Regions from separate parts of the Homo sapiens genome. Here region 1 is linked to region 2. The links are chromatin contacts, found by Hi-C or POLR2A ChIA-PET in ENCODE. All regions are on one chromosome and are shown on one strand. Each heading gives the region's core, a stretch centred on a gene start or an enhancer-like site at or near the end of the contact. The rest is flanking DNA. Distances are from core to core; before and after follow the strand shown.

What was found. Hi-C counts contacts between places; a loop is a spot of excess contacts on that map. ChIA-PET counts read pairs that join two places held with the same protein, here RNA polymerase II (POLR2A). Pooled maps may share reads with other maps.
Region 1: a loop to region 2 is called in a map with no recorded cell type, with 9 times the contacts of the local background. The contact joins the enhancer-like site here to the promoter of SLC1A3-AS1 in region 2. A Hi-C loop is called at or near these places in 2 of 37 single-sample maps with no recorded cell type and 6 of 50 pooled maps. POLR2A ChIA-PET finds 5 or more read pairs at or near these places in 1 of 52 experiments (HEK293).

What each region holds. Positions count from the first base shown.
Region 1 is chr5:37,720,093-37,723,788 of GRCh38, forward strand. It overlaps WDR70 (WD repeat domain 70), which reads left to right. Exons shown (of 18, transcript NM_018034.4): 14 at 1,023-1,123; 15 at 2,763-2,842. Among named protein-coding and RNA genes, the nearest start is that of GDNF-AS1, 120 kb to the right of the region's middle. Within about 2 kb of position 1,684, at least 3 of the 41 ENCODE cell types and tissues checked have a DNase peak (open chromatin) inside an H3K27ac peak, as active enhancers do.
Region 2 is chr5:36,723,785-36,727,870 of GRCh38, forward strand. It overlaps SLC1A3-AS1 (SLC1A3 antisense RNA 1), which reads right to left and starts at 1,404. Exons shown (of 2, transcript XR_007058736.1): 1 at 1,330-1,404. RefSeq lists enhancers at 1-31, 42-91, 132-401.

The DNA.
Region 1 (3,696 bases), core at 434-2,933, 1.0 Mb after region 2:
ACCAAAGAAATTCAGCCCAAAGTAGATTTAGGAGACGTAGTCATGATTTTCATTTTACCACTAGAACTATAAAATGCTAATATCTAATCATACCCTTTTCCCCTTTAGTCCCTATATATAGTTTGACAAGTGATAGATTATTAATAAACATTGAATTAATGCTTCCACTCATATCTTGTTCTATCAGAGTGAGTTCTATAGAACCTAGTACATGGGGTTTCTGTTTACTAACATTAGCTTCATCTTTTTTCCCTTTAATTCTGTCCACGCTATCCCTCCCACCTCTGCCCTCTTACCACAGACAAAAATTAAAAACAGGTTATAGTTCTCACTGAGAACTTGTGGTTCTTTTCAGCCCCAGAGCACCACTTATTTTCCTTACCAGTAATGAATTCATAGGATCATAACTTCCAGTGAACCTTCTCTTAAACAGCTTTTCATTTAGGTTAATGTCAAGTCTTTGTATTCTGTATCTCTGTTTTACTTCTGCTGTTGTCCTGCTGTTTTATCTCATAGATAGGGAGACATTATTAAATGCCTACAAATGTGCATTGTTTCTGAAAAAGCTTTATGAGATTTGGATCTTTGTGAACTAAAAACAATAACCACCTGGTCTCAATCTGCTGTCCAGAGGGACATATTGTATGTGTGTAAGAGCATGAAATTCGCTTCAGTGGTAAGTGTAACTGAGTTATGTGGATTTAGCATTCCATGATGCCAGCCTCACGTGGTAATGGACCTGGGAAACCTAATTTTGTGGTTTCAGGGCTGTCCAGAAAGGGAGATAATGTCAGGAAGAGAACATCTTTTTTATTTTTATGGAGTATCACCCAGATAATAAGTGATGGAATGGAATTTTACTTCAGGAACACAACTTTATGGTTTAAAAGAAAATGTCTGAAAGTTAGAGGTAAACCATCAGGATGATATTTGATATAGTAGACTAGCCATCAAAGTACCAGCAGGATTGTTTCCATTTTTATCTGGCCTCTTTAGTCAACCACTGCGCTTTTCCTTTGCAGAGTGTTGTTCGCTGCCTGTGGCATCCAAAGCTGAACCAGATCATGGTTGGAACTGGAAATGGATTGGCTAAAGTCTATTACGACCCCAACAAGAGTCAGAGGTATTTCATAAGTATTGCCTGTTTTAGATGGATGACAACAACTGGGGGGAGGGATTTCCCTCCCACCCCCGCTTTTATTTATTTCCCACTTTGATGGAGATCCACCCATTTAGAAAATGCAGCTGGAACAAAGTAAAGCCTCAAACTCCTGGTATTGTGCTTTAAAAAGGATTTGAATATTGCCCTTGATCCACACTGAATTCAAAGCGAAAGTTTCCTGGGAATTTGCAGTTGTTTAGCTGAAATGTTGAGTGCAAGGGGGAAAAACGTTCTGCCCACTTTGCATACCACCCTGGACAGAGGCATTAGCAGTGATACATGTAAGAGATTTAACAAAGCAGGGAACTAACCACTTACAGGAAATGGAATCAGCTTGTCCATTTTGCTTCTTTCTTTTTTGGCTTCTAGCAGTTTGGATGTTTGGCAAGATTATTCTCTGTCCGCAGAAAGGGACAGCACAGATACGTTTCCCCTCCACCCCCATGCCCACCCAAGTTTCAAACTTAAGCATACCACTGTATTTCAAAAGTCTGAAAACGTAACTAGAGGTTCAGTCATTTCCTCAGTTATTTCCGTTTTGCTTAGGCACAAAGATGGATATGTGTCATCACCCAGAAAAGATGGTTTTGTTTCTCTCTCTTAAAGTACAGTGACTGATAAGCTTTCTTTAGAGTAAGACTTGGTTAACTAGCATTAAAATTCACATGTGAAATTTACTGGGGTCCCATATAAACCTGTTTTAAGGTCCCACATCCTTTGAGGAAAGGAAAGCCAGCCTCTATTAATGAATATTCATTGGCCATAATTTTGCTCTGAATAGAAGCAGACAGCCCCATCTTCCTTCAGAGCTTCCTGGACTAGAGTTGGAATCCTGGCCTTATACAATAAAGTATATTTATGGTATTTGAAAACAAATAGGATTTTATTTGTTTTTTAAAAAAGAAATTAAAAATGCTAATGTACTTAGGATGGGAGTCTGTTTCACTTGAGAAAATGATGAGCCTCATTTGATAGCACCCATTTAGAAGGCACTTTCTGTGGAAGCTTTGCTTTAAGAAATTTACTTATTTGTATTTGCTTCTCTTGAAAAGGATAACTCTGTACTACTAAGGAGAAGTGCAATGTTCTAAGCACATTTTTGGTTAATCCCACACATTCTTGGGCCATAGCCCCTCGGCAACACTGCCAAGCCAACTCAGTTCCAGACACTTGTACTCTTGTATTTGAAAAGTGGACATATGCCATTTGGGGTGTAGACCACCCAGGTTGCTTTAGTCTGAGACATAAACTAAAATTTTAACCCTGTGACCTTTAGAGTGAAAAGGTTGGGTAATTTTATTATTTAAGATCTTAAAATTTCACATTATTCCTATAGGTTTTGTAAACTTGTGTCCTGTTGCCCTGTTACCTCTCCAACCCTCTTGCTTGTTAATAACCACTGACTGACAGACTTGCTTTTCCATAAGTTTAAGCTTTTATCACTGAGAGCCCATCTGTTGCCATCCCTCAGAAAGTCAAGTACTTGTGTAGATGGAGTGCATGCACAGAGTATGTTCCTGAAAGTATCTCATGTTTTCAACATGAAATTTTCTGTTTCTAAGACCAAGTAAAGAAAATAATTTGCTTTTACACCCGTTAGGGGAGCAAAATTATGTGTGGTTAAAACCCAGCGGAAGGCAAAACAAGCTGAGACTCTAACTCAGGACTACATCATCACCCGTAAGTCGTTAACATGCCTCTCAATCATGCATCTCTCTTCTACTCTCATGTGGTTTTGATTGCATAGCTTTAGAGACAGAGAAAGCCCTCAGAATTCAGGCATATATTACAAAATTGCCCATTCATGTGGATAGGACTACGAGTCATGTAACAGCTAACCTCTGTGGCTTCTGTGACTCATCACAGGGACAGGGTTATTTCATGCAGCTTTCAACCCAAAAGGGAAAAGCCTGTTCGAGTCCAATACATTACTTTATAGCAGTTTTTTCAAGAGTAACAGTCTATTCCAAGTGTGAACAAGAAAGAGTGCTGGTCTTGGAATCAGGAGGCCTGGGTTTGTCCAGTTCCACCACTGAGTGGCAATGTGATGTTGAACAACTTAACTTTTAATCAGGGAAGTGTGGCGACCAGAGGAAGGGTCTCTTCCAGCTTTCTCTGAAATTCTATGACCATGTGCTAGACTGATCCACAGGAATTTGTATATAAAATTAACTACCTGGGGTATGAGTAGAAAGCTTACTAGGGCAGAGTGGTTTCTCTCACGTATGTCACACAACCTCATTAATCTGGCAGATGTGTGTTCCCAGAGCCACAATCTCAAACCTGCAACAGGTGACAGCTAGGAAAGAAATAATGGATGCTACAGCGATTATCATTAGTGGATGGCCCTGTGGACTTTATCAGTGACTCAGTCTGGAGCCCAGGGGGCGCTGTACTGCTGGGTTTTCTCACTGGTGGTGGGTCTCATATGAGACCAAGTCCCTTGGAGCTTATGACCAGTAAAGAGATCCCATGACACTTTTTGCAAGAGTAGAAGTGTTAAAGTCAGTGTCATAACTAGTCTAGCTCATGTA
Region 2 (4,086 bases), core at 154-2,653:
GTAGAAATAAAAGGAACTGAGTAGTAGGGGGCAGAGGCATGTCTAGGGGAGAGAACTAGAACTGCCAAGGGATTTGAGTGCCTGATGGATTCTGAAGACTGAAATATACATGACCCCAAAAAGCAATGTCATTTGTAAATATTTGTTAATGAGTTTAGTGAAGTGCTACATGGAGGAATGATCTAGCCAATGAGAACAATGTGCACCAGCCAGTTGGATTCTTGAAGCTGCAGAGACTTCATCTTCAGCCACAGCAGGTGGCTGAGGGCTAGAGTTACTTGGGACTTTCCCCAATGCTCTAGTTCCTTCTATCTCTTGGAAACAAGTCTGGCTCAATATGTTCAGCAGCCCCATTGATGTTGCCCAGAGGAAGTGTGGATCAGGGCTCGCTGACCCCAAGGTTAGCAGCAGAAGAGCAGGGCCTCTGCCTCCCCAGCCAGGAAGCCCACAGTCTTGGCCACATGAATGAAGGAGGTCTTGGCAGCATCTGACACACCTCGGGGTAATGATTTAGCCACCCCAAATTACCGTGTCTCCACAAAATAGTCACTTGGGGCCACACTACATTGTGGAGAGATAATGAAAGAGCTTCTATTTTTGAGCTATCTTTTCCTCATATGCGAATAATTTCACACACAAAAAAATGAGAAAACCACTTCTCTCTGTCACCTACAGAATCAGGAACAGGGATCAGATTATCTTTTAGATACCCGCCCCAAAAAGAAATAAAAATCAAGAAAACATGGGTAAATACCATGGTGGACATTTAAATGAAGCTGAGAAAGAAAGCTTTCTCTATTTAGAGAAGAATTCAAAATGGATGGCAGGAGATTTGTTGAAAATAAGGAAGAGGGAGGGAAAGGTTAGTAAATAATAGGTCAAATCTTCAGCCTAGAGGGCACTACTAAGTTTTCTTTTGTTCCCCCTTAGGTTTCCTGGTGTAGCAGTGCAGTTGCAACGTAGTTTTGTTTTTTGGGTTTCTTTAAACCTAGAGTGGTAAGAGGGACTTGGTGGCGATGGACTGCCATGGGTCGGTTCCTTAGAGGGCTCTTGAGTTTTTCCCACCTGTCTCCAACTCCAGGGCCACCACTCTAATAAAGCCACTGCCATCTCTGACCAGCTCCCCTGCTGTGGCTTTCACTCTTGCTCTCTTTACAGCCCATTCCACACAGCAGCAGCCAGCATGGCACTTCCCGTTCTGGGCCCCTCCCACTGACTGCACCCTGTGCTTGTCCTTCATAGTGTGTAAAGATCTGTATGTGGGGTGATTTGACTAACGGTTCTCTCCCCTTAAGTATAAGTAAACCTATGAGGGCAAGGACTGCTTACCTTAGCATCCTTGGTTCCTGGTAGGATGCCCATCCCATAACAGGCTGGAGCTCCTGGGTGTGTGGGAGGGAGTAGGAAGGAAGCAACAGCTGCCAATCAAAGGCCCATTTGGGCATGTGACCCTTAGCTAGCCAATCAGAATCCTTTCCAGGGTTGTAGCAGTTGAAGCTGTGAGCAGCTCAGTTGGTTGGGTTGTCTGTCTTGTCTTGGCTTGGATTCTCCCAGAAGGAGATCCTGAGTCAATGATTCGGGTGCAAGTAGATTTCTTCTGGGAGCCTTTCTTTAATAAAGCACTTGCACCTGAGTCATTGACTCAGGATCTATTTCAGGATCTCCTTCTTGAGGGAGAGGGCGAAACAGGATCCAGAAGAAGCAAAGCAATGGAGCAGGCATGGCATCAGGAAGAGGACAGGGAGGCTGCCGTAAGCCCAGCAGGCTCCCTTTCAGGCTGTTAAGGAGGGGGATGAGTACGAACATGAAGGTGGCCCAAGTAGCTCTAAGGTCCCTTCTCTCATCTCCTGTCCTTACCGGGGGCCGTAGGCTCTAGATAAAACGCTGCCCCACCACCCGCCAGGGCTTTTGTTTTGGCTCACCTTTCATCCGCCTTCTCAGACTCTGTCTGCCTTGGCTTCCCTCAGCTGAACCCAGGGAATTTGCATTTTGCTATTTTCCATCTGCACTGGGTAGCCTGGCTCCAGATGTTTGGGGCAGCAAATGCAGAAATTCCAGGCAAACGGATCTGATCATTCTCTGCTTGGCTCCACTCGCTGCATCCCAAGCACCAGATGCCTCACTGGTGTCTGCCTACCTTCCTGGGAGGCAGATCCACCGCTCATAAGATAGAGCCCAACGACAAGACCCTGTACTTATGGAGGCCTTTTATTTAACAACTCATTTCATTGAAGGAAAAATCTAGAATCTACTAAGACCTCCTGATATTTTTTAATTAACTAGAAATTGTGGATGTATCCCTCAATATTTTCATCTAAAGTGGTTGAAATGATAATGGAGGGGAAACTGTGTTTTAAAAGCGTGTTACTCCATTTCTTTCATTCACCTCCATCAATGATAATATGAGTTATCACTCTTAATATTAACCACGTGGCAGGCTTCATGCATTCTCACATACATTTCACCCTAAGGCCTGGAGAAGATAATTTCACCAAAGTCACACAGGTAGTACATGGAAAGGTGTAAATTTGAACCTGGATCTTACTGCAAACCCATACTCTTAACTGCTTCATTCAACTTTTGCCAGCAATCATTTGTCATAGACTAAATGCCAGAACCTAAGCCCAAGATTTTGCAGTATACAGAGGAGAAACTGGATGTCTTTTGAAATGCTTCAGAATGGTTTCTATAGTACATATCTGAGCAGCACTCCATGACCAAAGGATGCCAAATCCTTTGCCCCTTGTATTACACTTCATTCATTAGTTCATTCATTCATTCAACAAATGCTTATAAAGCACTCCTGTAAGGCATTATTCTAGGCACTGAGTGTTTGTTATTGAACAAAAAGGACAAAAAATACCTCACTATTCTCAGAGTTTACATTCAGGGATGCAAGAAGGAGCGTGAAACAGGAGATAGGCAATAAACATTAAAAAATTAAGAAAATTTTGTAATATGTTAAGAGGTGATCACTATGGAGAGAAAAAGCAAAGTAAGTGAAATCAGAAGTGCAATTTAAATTAGGGTGGTCAAGTCAGGACTCCCTACGAAGTTGACTTTTGAGCAGAGTGCAGGAGGTGAGGGAGTGAGGCATGTGGCTATCTTGAGGAAGAGTGGTCCAAGCAGAGAGAACAGCCAGTGCAAAGGCCCTGAGGCCCATCCAAGGAACAGTGATAAGACTGGTGTGGCTAGAAGTGAGGGTAATAAGAGACAATGACACAGAAGTAACAGTAGCCAAAAGGCCAGAAATAAGAGGCACTATTTTTATGTCTTGGTCTCTTGAAGGATCAGTAATGTGGTGGTTTCCCCAACACCTGCTAAGCCCTCAAGGTCTTTATATATGCACCATTTTCAGGATTCCAAATGAAAAGAACAGTATGGTCCCGATGGTACCAACGGAGTAGCTTCAGCTGCTCATAGAGCTATTCCTATCCCATTCACCCCACTCCAACACCCACACTCCTCAATTCAGTCTTTCAAGAAGCTGGGGTGACCAGAAACCAGAAGAGGCAAAATTTCCCACCCGTCAGGCCATCTGCAGCTGCCACCTCTGCATGCCTTTCTTCCCCACAGAGCCTGAGACCCTCATTCCTTCCCTGAGAAAGTGCCCTCCAGAGTCTACTTACCCTCCTAAGAACAGCGTATCAGTGAGTGAAAAAATTGGTTTCGCAAAATTTTTTTACAAAGTACTTTATCCAAGTAAGGGAGGCTGAATTTCCACTGAGAGCTAACGTCACTAGTCAGAACAGTAGCAAAATGTACCAAATCTTAGGGACAGGCTAGCACATAATGAGCAAATGAGTAAGAAATCAGGGGCCTTGGCCGGGGGCGGTGGCTCACACCTGTAATCCCAGCACTTTGGGAGGATGAGGCGGGCGGATCACGAGGTCAGGAGATCGAGACCATTCTGGCTAACACGGTGAAACCCCGTCTCTATTAAAAATACCAAAAAAAAATTAGCCGGGAGTGATGGAGGGCACCTGTAGTCCCAGCTATTCGGAGAGGCTGAGGCAGGAGAATGGCGTGAACCCGCGAGGCGGAGCTTGCAGTGAGCCGAAATCGCGCCACTGCAATCCAGCCTGG